Regions from separate parts of the Mus musculus genome. Here region 1 is linked to region 2. Evidence: chromatin loops called from intact Hi-C (ENCODE). Cell type or tissue: left cerebral cortex. All regions are shown on one strand. Each heading gives the region's core, and the rest is flanking DNA. Links, peaks and the distances in the headings are about the cores only. Region 1 has its middle 54 kb from the start of S100a7l2. Region 2 holds the start of S100a7l2 (S100 calcium binding protein A7 like 2).

Region 1 (7,589 bases), core at 1,949-4,448, 56 kb before region 2:
TCTCTTTTCTCTTTTTTTTTTTTAGTTAAACTTTTTTTTTTAGATATTTTCATTATATACATTTCAAATCTATCCCCAAAGTTCCCTATAACCTCCCTCTGCCCCCACTTCTTGGCCCTGGCATTCCTCTGGACTGGGCATATAAAGTTTGCAATACCAAGAGTCTAGGCCATCTTCTGCTACATATGCAGCTAGAGACATGAGCTCTAGGGGTACTGGTTAGTTCATATTGTTGTTCCACCTATAGGGTTGCAGACCCCTTCAGCTCCTTGGGTACTTTCTCTAACTCCTATATTGGGGACCTTGTGTTCCATCTTATAGATGACTGTGAGCATCCACTTCATTATTTGCCAGGAACTGGCATAGCCTCATATGAGACAGCTCTAACAGGGTCCCTTCAGCAAAATCTTGCTGGCATATGCAATAATGTCTGGGTTTAATGGCTGATTATGGGATGGATCGCCAGGGGGCGGGTGTAGTCTCTGGATAGTCCATCCTTTCATCTTAGCTCCAAACTTTGTCTCTGTAACTCCTTTCATGGTTATTTTGTTCCCTATTCTAAGAAGGAATGAAGTATCCACCCATTGGTCTTCCCTCTTCTCGAACTTCTTGTGTTTTGGAGATTGTATCTTGGTTGTTCTATGTTTCTGGGCAAATATCCACTTATCAGGGAGTGCATATCTAATGACATCTTTTAAGATTGGGTTACCTCACTAAGGATGATATCCTCCAGACACATCCATTTATCCAAGAATTTCATAAATCCATTGTTTTTGATAGCTGAGTAGTACTCCATTGTGTAAATGTACCACATTTTCTGTATACATTTTTTTGTTGAGGGACATCTGGGTTCTTTTCAGCTTCTGGCTATTATAAATAAGGCTGCTATGAACATAGTGGAGCATGTGTTCTTATTATCAGTTGGAGCTTCTTCTGGGTATATGCCCAAGAGAGGTATTACAGGATCTTCCAGAAGTATTATATCCAATAATATCTGAGGAACCTCCAGACCGACTTCCAGACTGGTTGTACAAGATTGCAATCCTGCCAGCAGTGGAGGTGTGTTCTTCTTTCTCCACATCCTCACCAGCATCTGCTGCCACCTGAATTTTTGATCTTAGACATTCTGACTGGTGTAAGGTGGAATCTCAGGGTTGTTTTGATTTGCATTTCCCTGATGACTAAGGATGTTGAACATTTTTTCAGGTGCTTCTCAGACATTCTGTATTCCTCAGTTGAGAATTCTTTGTAGAGCTCTGAACCCTATTTTTTAATGGGGTTATTTGAATTTCTAGAGTCCAGCTTCTTGAGCTCTTGTATACATTGGAAATCAGTCTCCTATCAGATTTAGGACTGGTAAAAATCCTTTCACAATCTGTTGGTGACCTTTTTGTCTTATTGACAGTGTCTTTTGCATTACAGAAGCTTTGAAATTTTAAGAAGTCCCATTTGTCAATTCTTTATCTTACAGCACCAGCCATTGTTGTCCATTTAGGAATTTTTCCTCTGTGTAAATATCTTGGAGGCTTTTCCCTACTTTATACTCTATAAATTTCAGTTTCTCAGGTCTTATGTGGAGGTCTTTGATTCACTTAGACTTGAGCTTTCTACAAGGAGATAAGAATGTATCCATTTGCATTATTCTACAGGATAAACGCCAGTTGTGCCAGCACCATAAGTTGAAAATGCTGTCTTTTTTACACTGGATGTTGTTAGCACCCTTGTCAAAGATCAAGTGACCATAGCTTTGTGGATTCATTTCTGGGTCTTCTATTCTATTCCATTGATCTACCTGTCTGTCATTGTACCAGTACCATGCAGGTTTTATCACAGCTGCTCAGTAGTACAGGTTAATGTCAGGCATAGTGATTCCACCAGAGGTTTTTTTATTGTTAAGAATAGTTTTTGCTATCCTAGGTTCTTTATTTTTCCAGATGAATTTCAAAATTGCCCTTTCTATCTCAGTGAAGAATTGAGTTGGAATTTTGATGGGGATGGCATTGAATCTGTAGACTGCTTTCGACAGGATAGCCATTTTTACTATATTAATCCTGACCATCTATTAGCATGGGAGATCTTTCCATCTTCTGAGATCTTCTTCAATTTCTTTATTCAGAGACTTAAATATCTTATCATACAGATATTTTACTTCTTTAGTTAGTCACGCCACAGTATTTTACATGATTTGTGACTATTGTGAAGGGTGTTGTTTCCCTACTTTCTTATTCAGTCTGTTTATCCTTTGTGTAGAGAAGGGCCATTGATTTATTTGAGTTAATTTTATATCCAGCTACTGCACTGAAGCTGTTTATCAGGTTTAGGTGTTCTCTTGTGGAATTTTTGTGGTCACTTATATATACTATCATATCATCTGCAAATAGTGATATTTTGACTTCTCCCTTTCCAATTTCTATCCCCTTGATCTCCTTTTGTTGTTGAGCTGCTTTGGCTAGAAATTCAAGTACTATATTGAATAGGTAGGGAGAAAGTGGGCAGCCTTGTCTAATCCTTGATTTTAGTGGGATTGCTTCCAACATATCACCATTTACTTTGATGTTGGCTACTGGTTTGCTGTAGATTGCTTTTATCATGTTTATGAATGGGCCTTGAATTCCTGATCTTTCCAAAATTTTTATCATGAAGGGGTGTTGAATTTTGTCAAATGCTTTCTCAGCATCTAATGAGATGATCATGTGTTTTTCTCTTTGAGTTTGTTTATATATTGGATTACATTGATGGATTTCTGTATATTAAACCATCCTGGTAACCCTGGGATGAAGTCAACTTGATCATGATGGATGATCATTTTGATGTGTTCTTGGATTCGGTTTGTGAGGATTTTATTGAGTATTTTTCCATAGATATTCCTAAGGGAAATTGGTCAGAAGTTCCCTTTCTTTGTTGGATCTTTCTGTGGTTTAGGTGTCAGAATAATTGTGGCTTCATAGAATGAATTAGGTAGGGAACCTTCTGTTTCTATTTTTTGGAATAGTTTGGGAAGAGTTGGAACTAAGTCTTCTTTGAAGGTCTGATAGGACTCTACACTAAACCCATCTGATCCTGGGAGACTATTGATGACTGCTTTTATTTCTTTAGGGGAAATGGGAATGTTTAGATTGTTAATCTTTAACTTTGGTACCTGGTATATGTTTAGGAAGTTGTCCATTTCATCCAGGTTTTCTAGATTTGTTGAGTATAGCCTTTTGTAGTAGATCTGATGATGTTTTGGTTTTCCTCAGGTTCTGTTGTTATGTCTCCTTTTTCATTTTTGATTTTCTTAATTAGGATACTGTCCCTGTGCCCTCTAGTTAGTCTGGCTAAGGGTTTATCTATCTTGTTGATTTTTCTCAAAGAATCAGCTCCTGATTTGGTTGATTCTTTGAATAGTTCTTTATCTTTCCACTTGGTTGATTTCAGCCCTGAGTTTGGTTATTTCCTGCTGTCTACTCCTCTTGTGTGAATTTGATTCCTTTAGTTCTAGAGCTTCTAGTTGTGCTGTCAGTCTGCTAGTGTATGCTTTCTCTAGTTATGTTTTGGAGGTACTCAGGGCTATGAGTTTTCCTGTTAGGACTGCCTTCATTGTGTCTCATAAGTTTTGATACGTGTGGCTTCATTTTTATTAACTCTAAAAAGTCTTTAATTTCTTTCCTTATTTCATCCTTGACCAAGGAATCACTGAGTAGAGTGTTGTTCAGTTTCCATGTGTATTTTGGCTTTCTATTATTATGTTGTTATTGAAGATCAGCCTTAGTCCATAGTGATCAGATAGAATGCATGGGATAATTTAAATATTTTTGTATCTGTTGAGGCCTGTTTTTTTGACCAATTATATGGGCAATTTTTGAGAATGTACCCTGTGGCCCTGAGAAGAAGGTATATCCTTTTGTTTTAGGATAAAATGTTCTGTAGATATCAACTAAAACCATTTGTTTCATAACTTCTATTAGTGTCTATGTGTCTCTGTTTAGTTCTGTTTCCAGGATCTGTCCATTTGTGAGAGTGGGGTGTTGAAGTCTCCCACTATTATTGTGTGAGGTGCAATGTGTACTTTGACCTTTACTAAAGTTCTTTTAATGAATGTACTGCCCTTGTATTTGGAGCATAGATATTCAGAATTCAGAGTTCATCTTGGTAGATTTTACCTTTGATGTGTATGAAGTGCCCCTCTGCCGCAGACCCTCTGTGCCCCTTTTGTCTGTGTAGAATGGGTCTCTAGTTGTGGGTGGGCAAAGCATCGGATAAATTGACAGACAGATGCACACAGGAGAGGTTGTGTAGAATCTGAATGTAATTTGTCAAATCGAGCATCAAACTTTTTATACAGAAGACAATAAGGAAGTTGGGTGACACACTTGCAAGGTACAAAGAGGTTACTGGATTCTTACATAAAAGAGAGGAATGTAAACACAGAAAGTCTAACAGGAACCACCTGGGATAGAATTCATTGTTAATAACTGGGATCAACAAAGGCTCCACCTAAGTTTCACTTAATCTTAGAAGCCGAGGTCAAGGGCTTCGTGCCCTTGCCATAGTCCTATTTTAGTCTATTGTATAGTCCACCTTCCCCTTAGGCCATTGTAAATATGTGTGTGTATGGGTGTAACTCAGCTATAGTCTTAGAAGCCAGGTGTGAGGTCTTTACTCTCCTAGGGCAAGGGCTTTCACACCCAAGTCATGGTTTTAACTAGGGAGTTCCATACAAGCTAACCATCTCACGAATAATGCAATACTCTAAAACCACAGCCCGATCTACTTCCTGAACCATTGTAAATTTCTGTATATGGGAGCAACTTGGCTTTTATTCTAAGTGATAGTGTAGTACCAGAGGCTATCCTGAATGTCACTGAATAGCAACATTCTTCCTGAATTCTAAGCCCTGGTCTTTCTCAAGGACGTTTTAGAACTGTTGGAACACTGGCTTTAGCTATGTCAGAATTCAATCTTAAAAGGCACTTATAATAGGATAATACTAAAAGAGAGCACGTATATCTATACACTAGACTAACGCGGGAATAGAATATTAATGTATGGGTTAGAGAGAACGCCAGACTCTAGGAGTGAGTTTCTGTGAAACTCTTTTGCCTTGTGAGTAGCTTTTAAGCCTCTCGGTTTGTCAAACTGACTCGACCAGACTGTGTGGCACCACTCCTTCTCTTTTTTGATAACATTGTGTTGGAAGTAAATTTTATTCTATATAAGAATGGCTACTCCCACTAGTTTCTTTGGACCATTTGCTTGGAAAATTGTTTTCCAGGCTTTCACTCTGAGGTAGTGTCTATCCTTTTTCCTTTTTGTGTAATGAGGAATTTCTTTTCTGGTCCACTCTATTTGAAGTTCTGAAGGCTTCTTGTATGTTCATGGGCATCTCTTTCTTTAGGTTTGGGAAGTTTTCTTCAATAATTTTGTTGAAGATATTTCTGGCCCTTTAAGTTGAGAATCTTCATTCTCATCTACTCCTATTGTCTGTAGGTTTGGTTTTCTCCTTGTGTCCTGGATTTCCTTGATGTTTTGAGTTAGGATCTTTTGAATTTTGCATTTTGCATTTTCTTTGATTGTTTTGCCCATGTTCTCTATGGAATCTTCTGCACCTGAGATTCTCTCTTCCATCTCTTGTATTCTGTTGCTGATGATCACATCTCTGTTTCCAGATTTCTTTCTTAGAGTTTCTATATCCAGTGTTGTCTCACTCTGGGATTTCTTTATTGTGTCTACTTCTCTTTTTAGGTCTTGTATGATTTTGTTCAATTCCATCACCTGTTTAGTTGTGTTTTCCTGTTTTTCTTTAAGGACTTGTACTTCTTTAGCAGGGTTCTTCGGTATTTCTTTAAGTGAGTTCTTAAAGTCCTTCTTGAGGTCCTCTACCAGCATCAAGAGATATGATTTTAAATCCAAGTCTTGCATTTTGAGTATGTTGTGGTATGCAGGACTGGATGATGTGGGAGTGCTGTGTTCTGATGATGGTGAGTGGTCTTGGTTTGTGTTAGTAAGATTCTTACATTTGCCTTGTGCCATCTGGTAATCTTCTGAGTTAGTTGTTATAGTTTCTCTGGTTTGAGCTTGTTCCTCCTGTGATTCTGTTACCCTCTGTCAGAAGACCTCGGAGTATAGCTCTCTTCTGAGTTTCAGTGATCAGAGTACTCTCTATGGAAGCTCTCCTCTTGCAGGGAAGGTGCAGAGATATCTGGAGTTTGGACCTACCTCATGGCTGAAGATGTAGGCCTGAAACAGTGCCTGTCCCAGAAGATGTATCATTTCTGCCTGTCACAGAAGCTGTGTAGCTTCTGTAGTTGCACACTTACCTGTGCAGACTAGTCACTGAAGGATCCAGGACCCAAAATGGCTCCCCCAGTTGCTAAGCAGCAGAGCCCTCCTGGGCAGGGTATACACCTCTCCTCTGGCGGGAAAGGTGCCCAGAAGTCTGGAGCCCAAAACAGGGTCTGTCCCAGAAGCTGTTGAACTTTTCCAAATTAAAGGGCCATTAATGATCTTCAACAAAATTATAGAAGAAAGCTTCCCCAACCAAAAGTAAGAGATGCCCATGAACATATAAGAAGCCTACAGTACTCCAAATAGACTGGACCAGAAAAGAAATTTCTCACTACAGAATATAATTAGAACAACAGATGCACTAAATGAAGATAGAATATTAAAATCAGTAAGGGGAAAAGGTCAAGTAACATAAAGGCAGACCTATTAGAATTATACCAGATTTTTAACCAGAGACAATGAAAGCCAGACAATCTTGGACAGATGTTATATATACCCTAAGAGAAAAACAAATGCTAGTCTAGGCTACTATATCCAGTAAAATTCTCAATTATCATAGAAGGAGAAAACTAAGTATGCCATGACAAAACCAAATTCACATTATATCTTTTCATGATCCCAGCCCTTCAGAGGATAATAATGGGAAAACACAAGTATAAGGATCGAAATTATGCAAGAGAAAAACCAAGAAAGTAATCCTTCAACAAACTAAAAGAAAACAGCCACAAGAACAGAAACCCAACTATAACAACAAAAATAACAGGAAGCAACAATTACTTTTCTTTAATATCCCTTAATATCAATGGACTCAATTCCTCCAAAAAGGACATAGACTAACAGACTGGCTACACAAACAGGCCCCAACATTTTGCTGAATACAGGAAACCCACCACAGGGAAAAGACTGAGGCTACCTCTAAGTGAAAGGCGGGGAAACAATTTTCCAAGCAAATGGTCCAAAGAAACAAGCTGGAGTAGCCACTCTAATATCAAATAAAGTTGACTTCCAACCCAAAGTTATCGGAAAAGACAAGGAGGGGCACTTCATACTCATCAAATGAAAAATCTTTCAAGATGAGAATTGAGAATCTTCTCAATTCTGAATATCTGTGCTCCAAATGCAAGGGCAGCCACATTCATTAAAGAAACTTTAGTAAGGCTCAAAACACTCATTGCACCTAAAACAATAATAGTTGGACATTTCAACACCCAACTTTCATCAATGGACTGATCCTGGTAACAGAAACTAAACAGAGACACAGTGAAACTAACAGAATTTATGAAACAAATGGATTTAGCAGATATCATTAGAACATTTTATCC
Region 2 (7,589 bases), core at 3,006-5,505:
CAGATACATTGCATTATTTTCACAAATTGAAAGTGAATCCGAAATATTAAAATAACTGGATCTTTTTAACATTTATTTTCAATAAGCCACCCATGGTATAATGATTGTATAATCATGTCATATATTTGAGCTCACGACTCTATTCCAAGAAGAAAGAATATTCATCTAGAGAGAAGTATATGAGATTAATTGTTAAAGTACCTGGATTTTTTAACATTTATTTTCAATAAGCCACCCATGGTAAAATAATTATAAAATCATGTCATATATATGATCTCACAACTTTTCCCAGAAGGAAGACTATTCATCTAGAGAGACCTATATGAGTTGTATTGTTCATGCAGTGTGAAGGTTGACAAAAATGGGAAGATGAGGGTCAGGGTACAGGATGTGAACAGACTGATGCAATGCTTCCTGAAGGAGGAGGAGTAGAAATCCCTTGGAACTCTGAGAATCTGCCTCAGGCATTCCCCTGGAGTGTTCCCAGGGTTTGTGGAATATGGTAGTTGGCCACTCTGAATCAATGGTCCCCATCACAAAGGTCATCCCATTAGTTACTGTGTACATTGTACACATTGTTGCATCAGATCTCCTATCAATTTATGACAAATTGAAAATAAAAGCTTAAAACAACCAATCCTCTTTCCACTTGAGGACATCAAAGAGTTTCTATCCTCTGCTATACTTGCGAAACCTGGTTGGAATATTTTACCTTTGGCCAAATAGTAGGCCAGTATTTAAAGGCAATGACACATGTCTGCATCAGTATTCAATAAATCCAAGAACCTGTTGACAGTGATCAGGCTATTTCTTCCAAGTTTTCCTCAATGTTCAAATTCCTTGTATATGGTAGTATTTGAATTAAGTATTTTGAGTTCACAATTCTTTAAAACTTTTATGTTATTTTTGGAGGAACTCTTCAATTCTGAAGATGACCTTAGGATGGTGTTTGACAAACTAGTAGCTATGCTGACTAGGTAGAACATGGCAGTCAACCCAATGTGGTCCATAGATGGAGCAGAACCTGAGAGCATAAGGGTTAAGGGGCAGTGTTTGCTTGTTTGTTTGTTTGTTTGTTTGTAGCATTGCCACAATCCAGGTAGGTTCATCATTTTAGAGATCATTTCAGACACCATTATCTTCTCAGAAACCTCAAGGTTTGCTGTTAGAATTTGTAGAAAATTTAAACATTTTAATACCATATTCTACAGATCTCCAAAGAGTTTGAGTCCCACAATCTATTAAGTATATCTAAGGTTCATAAACTTGGTTTCTAGTTATATGTTTTAGACACAAATTGGATAACATGTACAGGAAGGTATATGAAGATTATTTGTAAAACTGGCTTGCACTCAGTGTGACTACTAATAACACAACACAAAGTTTGTATATACACTGCAACCTTATATATTTTGAGAAGACATTTATACCTTAAGAAAAGTTTTACAGAATGAAAAAATAATAATGAGTCTAGAGGCAATATTTTTTCTGCCCTATCCCAGGTAGCTCTTCTGATAGGAGTCAAGGATTTTGGGTTTCCCTTTAACAAGCCTGCATGTATTTAGAAAAGAAGAAAGCCACACTCCAATCCTCAATCAGGCTTTAATTTTTACTTCAACTAGGAAAATAATAGTACTGTTTGATACTTATGTCTGTAGAGGGCTGGAGTGACAAAATTGAGGTAGACAGTACTATTAGCCAATATATTCAATTTCTTAGGACATTTTCTCGAGATAATATGACAGTTGAGGTATATTAACATGGAAAATCCATTTTGCATTCTGAAATAAGTTAGATATTTATAGTTGAATCATGTGTACCATGTTATCTGAATCTGAAATTCCCAATTTTACCACCTGTCCACCACTCTTCTCAACTCACTCAGTACTAATCAACTTAAAATTTAGCTGATAATACTTTGTCTAGTTATCCAAATTCATGGTACATCTTCTCTACTTGCCTTGATATTTTGAACTTTTTTATTTATTTTTTTTATTAAAAGGTTTCTCTGAGGACAGACTGGTGTCACAGTTATAGTTTTTCATCTCTGGACCTGGATGTCCAGCATTATGTTGTACATTCAACAAACTATTCTTGATTAACCAAGATTGGTATACAAATCATTTGTGTGACATTTCCTACCCTAATAGCAGGTTTAAGATTCAAAAGGAAAGAGAGAGGAAAAAATAAAGGAAGTAAGGTAGGGATAGTGGGAAAGGGAGATAGGGGAGAAGAAAAGGGGTGTGAAATGGGAAATAAGGAGAAAGAAAAGGGGAGAGAGAGAATGAAGGGAGGAGGGGAAGAGGGAAAGGGACGGAGAGAGATAGAAAGAAAGGGTGGAGAGAGAGATTGGTTTTTGTCCCAATTGTAGACTTGGCAGGGTCACCACGTTATCAATGTGACTCAGTGTTTCCCTGGGAGAGTCATATGTACAGTCTGGTCCTACCTATAAATGATTCTGTGCACCTCCTCTTGTGCACACTCTGGGTGGCTCTTCTCCTTTGGTAAGTAATCTCCAGATTTCCCTGGCAGGATTCTGCTGCCTGGGTAAGAGTTATTTACTATTTTCTTCACCTAGAATTGTTTCAAACCCTCCACCTGCACACCTCTCCTGTTGACCTTAACTGGTTTGTTGTTTTCTTTACTGTTTCTAAGAGCTACAAAATGCTTTAATTTTTGATTTTCTCTAAAAACTCAAAAATCTCATCTTTTACATGTGAGTAACAAGCTGTCTCCACAGGATCCAAGGATTTCTTTTTATATGATGTTTTCCTTATTTACCAATTTGCTCCTTTCCAGAGAACAGGTCAAGGAAAGGTGAAAAAGTTACTCTTCTCCTTGCAGCTTTATGTTTCCCTTCTTCCAACAGTATAAGATGGACCAAGGATTGACCCCAAGTGAGCACAAAATAATGATGCTCTACAGGAACTTCACAAATTATGCTCTGGGAACGACAGTCATACTGGGTGAGAAGGAATTCAGAAAGTTGGTGAGAAGTGAATTTCCAAATTTTCTCCAGGTAGGTCTTGTTCCTGAGTTTGGAGTTTATGTCTGTAAAAATGAGAAAGTTCAAACTCTTTCCATTCAGGGTGACTGGGGTGGTCATATTTAGTTATTAATACTTAGGAAACTGGAGATGGATTCTATTGTGAGATCCCATGTTCTAGACAGTGGTATAGAGTTGTTCACCTGTGACACAGAGGCACAAACTGAAAAACAGTTAAATTCAGTGCCCTAGTGGCCTGGAGTATAGACTGGTTTGGGTTTTCTTGTGTGCTTTTGGTTTTATTTTTTCTTTGTTTGATCGTTCATTTTTGATAAAGAAAAGCTGAGGGCTATGGTAAAAAATGATGGACTTTTCACTGTAAAGTGGGAACAGATGACCTAAGGTCGTGTCCTTATAAAAAGACAAATTCCAAGATGATGATTGACTGGGCAGAACATTAAGCTACAAAGGGGATTTGGGATAGTCCTAGTTGGTTCCTTTTAGTCTAGAGATCTAGGGTACAAAATTCTTGGAAATGGAGCACAAGGAAACTAAATTTCAAGATGTTTACTTTTCCCTAATCAAACCTGAGGAAAGAGAAACATGGGTAGAGAAAAGTGACTCACAGGCCACAGGCTCTATTATATCTCTAAGGTCTGCAATCAGAACATTAGCCTTCCTTGCATTCCCTTAAGATAGAAATTTTCTCTTTTGGAACAGTATTAGTGATGTGGATATTACTTCTATTTTTGTAATGTGTATTTTTATGTGTATAATTCTTTTCCCTGAGATATATGTATGTTCAGTAAGTGTGTGTGTGTGTGTGTGTGTGTGTGTGTGTGTGTGTGTGTGTGTGTGTGTGTGTTTGTCATCTATGGAGGCTGATTATGAAATTAGGTTCATTCACTAGAATACAGATGTTTGTTAGCCACTATCAGTACTGATAGTGTTCTGCAAAGGGAGAACAAATGTTAGAACTATACTTCTAGCCTCAATGATAACTTGTAATGAATGGGAAAGTCAGTAACTCAGAATGTTGTTTCAAGACAGACAGAGGAGGTGTACAGGAATCTTCTGTGCAGAGTTGTTTCTGCTTTACCCCTCCATGAATTCTACTCCCTAACCTGACACAGGAACTGTTAGAAAATCATGTGTCAGGTACAAAGTGTTTTAGGCAAGGTGTCACAGCAAGAGAGTGTAATATCTGTAGCTGCTGGTGGTCTCAGACACAGAAAGAACCATCACTAGTATATTTAAGCTCCCTCACATCTATTACAAAATGCTTTAAAACCTAGAAAGTTCCAGCACTTCAGGAGCCCATACTGCCATGTTCTTCTCAGGGTTTCCCAGTCAATAATTTCAGTGGGAGTCACTAATTAGTTGCCTCCAGGGGGAATAATGAGGAGGAAGTAACTGAGAATAAGGGAGTGAACACTGCTTTCTCCACCTGAGATTTGTGTTTATAGCCCTTCTAGTTTCCTGTGTTCTCAGCCTCTGCAACTGTAAAAACCATTCAACCTTGGACAGGCCAGTTGTCAAGGAAGATGGCTTTTATGCAGGCTAAATTTCCATAGAGAAAAATGTGGGCTATTTCTAGACAAATTAACTGTCTTGCCTTTTCTGCAAAACAGAGTCCTAGCTCTGAATTTAGAAGGCTGCCACAACCGAATTGCAAAGTATTAACCCCGGCTTAGTGTGTTTCATCATGTGCACAACTCTCTACACTTTTATACTCAAAGGGGAGTCCTTGGTCAGTTTTACTATGCATGTGCATTCTGCCCACTCAGTGTGCACACTAGTCCTTTTCCCTGGACACTATCAATGTTAACAGTCACCTTTCTTCCAGGAAGTACAAGAAACTCCTTTAAGTATACTATTGGATGAACCAAAGGACCGCAGCTTTGAAGAGGCTTTGAATGTGATAGGAAGAATGGGAATGGTGTACTACAAGAAGATGAACAACAATGCTTTTGAACGTTAGCATCATCACATCAATGTGCATGGCATTGAAGAGGGTGGACATAGCCATGTCAAGAGCTCCTAAGCAGTTCTGCCCACCTTTCTTCTGTCCAACCAGTGCTTCAAAAATTTATCGTCATAGGCACTGAAATTGTGGATGTGTGTGGAAGCTGCAGTGAAATAAAATCTTTCTCCACTCCAGTGCTCTCCATGCTTCTGAAGTCTCTTTTAGGACTTGTGCTTCCGAGGCGAATGAGCATCAGTTGCTCTGCATACTTCTAGAATGGTTTAACCTGTCCATTCTGTCACAAATAAGTGAGAAATGAAAAAAAATAGAGGGTGTGTTTTTAGACATATTTGTTTGTATCCATAACCATGGCACATCTCTGACTTCAGTACAAACTCCCTTGTACCACCCTATCAATACTCCCCTTGGGATAATCCGAAGTTTCAAAATCCACATTTTCCAAAAACAAAAACATAATCGGGGCTATCACAGAATTACCCCAGTACCTCCTACTAACTTCTGTCTTAGTTAGGGTTTCATTGCTGTGAAAAGATACCAGGAACACAGCAACTCTTTTGAAGGACATTAAACTGGGGCTTACATACAGATTTAGAGGTTCATTCCTTTATCATTATGGCAAGAAGTATCAAAGAGTTCAGTCAGGCATGGTATTGGAGGAGCTGAGAGTAATACCTCTTGTCTGAAAGGTACCTAGGAAGTGTCTGATTTCCAGAAAGCTACAAGAAGCTCTCAAAGCCCACCCCCACAATGACATACTTCCTTTGTCAAGGTGACACCTACACTTACTAGGTTATACCTTCTAAAAATGCTACTTCTTGTGCCAAGCATACCCAAACCATCACATATGATTTTATCAGTTGTGGTATTAGCTGTTCCCATCATAGTGTTGGTGATGGCTATAAAAGGAGAGTCAGAACTAATGATAAATGGAAAAGATGGAGCTTTTTAGTTATGATTACCTAACTATTCTACTGTACTGACCAAAATTTAGTACACAAAACAGTTTGATTTGCTCCCATATGTATAGCCTTAATATCTTTGGTGGCATCAGTGAAATAAACACAATCATTAATGAGACAGGAAGTGGCAACATTAGAAGAGAGAATCCATTGAATATGTTTCAAAACTGGAAACAATTTTTCAGAAGCATGAAAATCAAGTTCATTGAGATAAACTGAAATTTAAATTTTCCATGGAGTTGCTTAATAATTTTTTTGCTTAAATCAATTTTATTTCTCCTTAGTATATCTTACTTGAAAAAAAATAACAGGTTTCATTTTCAACTATGTATGTATAATATTCCCAAAGGCATTTTTAAGGGTCAGCTTTATGTCAATTTCTAATATGCTAATGAAGCATGCTAATAGTTAAGACTACTTTATTACATATCTTACATACAGCAATTTCATTAAGTTGGGCATAAAAAACTATATAATCATAATTAACATCGCTTTGAATCAAAATACCATGTTGAGCAATGTTGTCATTCAGCAATTTCTCTCCAATGACACATGATTGCAGCAGACTAAAGCTTGCCAGAGTTAATCTAGATCAGTTATGAAAGTTACTCCAATTCACTTACACCTAATTGACTGAAAATTATTCTAATAAATTACAATATTTAATTATAACTGTGTATTCTGGGGAGAAAAGCAGAATTCTTTTACTTACAATTAATTTCTAGTTAGAAATGAGGATTGCCTATAAGTTACCAAAAAGTCCAGCTTTAAAGAGACGAAATACTAAGTACTTATCAAAATGACTTGTATTTTTGCCATCTAACAACATTCCAAATCATCCATATCTTAAACAGAAGAAATAGGACATATAATTTGTCTTTATTAGCTCAAATCATAGTTTCAAAGTTCCATATTGGAAACACTTGGGATAGAAAATTTGATTATGCAGACTCACCAGAAAATGTTACCACTATTGCACTTCAAACATATTTGAAACATCACTCATGCAGTATCTTATGTAAACCTATACACTGCATTATTTTCACGAATTGAAAGTGAATCAGAAATATTAAAGTACCTGGATCTTTTTAACATTTATTTTCAATAAGCCACACATGGTATACTGATTATATAATCATGTCATATATCTGAGCTCACAACTTTTCCCAGAAGGAAGAATATTCCTCTAGAGAGAACTATATGAGATGTATTGTTCATGCCATATGAAGGTTGACGAAAATGGGAAGATGAAGGTCAGGGTACAGGACATGAACATGAGCTAAGCAGGAAGATGGATTAAAAAGACTGATGCAATGCCTGCTGAAGGAGGAGGAGTAGAAATACCTTGGAACTCTGAGAATCTGCCTCAGGCATTCCCCTGGAGTGTCCCCAGGGTTTGCAGAATATGGGAGTTGGCCATCCTGAATCAATGGTCCCCATCACAAGGGTCATCCCATTACAAACTGTGTACATAGTACACATTGTTGTATCAGATCTCCTCCCCACAAATTTATGACAAATTGAAAATAAAAGCTTAAAACAGCCAATTCTCTTTCCAGTTGAAAGCATCAAAGAGTTTCTGTCCTCTGCTATGTTTGAGAAACAATCCCTGTATCAGAAACCTGATTGGAATATTGACCTTTGGCCAAATAGTAGG

What was found. Peaks named below come from ENCODE experiments on the same cell type or tissue, not always from the same donor. Only the 100,000 strongest peaks of a DNase experiment are listed, where the experiment ranks them.
Region 1: a loop joins it to region 2, with 9 times the contacts of the local background. A loop is called at or near these places in 2 of 42 quality-filtered maps.

The regions. Positions count from the first base shown.
Region 1 is chr3:91,140,844-91,148,432 of GRCm38, reverse strand. No RefSeq gene overlaps it. Among named protein-coding and RNA genes, the nearest start is that of S100a7l2, 54 kb to the right of the region's middle. In left cerebral cortex, for the core only: no CTCF peak of the experiment used is centred there; no DNase peak of the experiment used is centred there.
Region 2 is chr3:91,085,693-91,093,281 of GRCm38, reverse strand. It overlaps S100a7l2 (S100 calcium binding protein A7 like 2), which reads left to right and starts at 2,477. Exons shown (of 3, transcript NM_001101461.2): 1 at 2,477-2,504; 2 at 2,870-3,019; 3 at 4,833-5,145. The coding sequence starts at 2,876. The coding sequence ends at 4,967. In left cerebral cortex, for the core only: no CTCF peak of the experiment used is centred there; no DNase peak of the experiment used is centred there.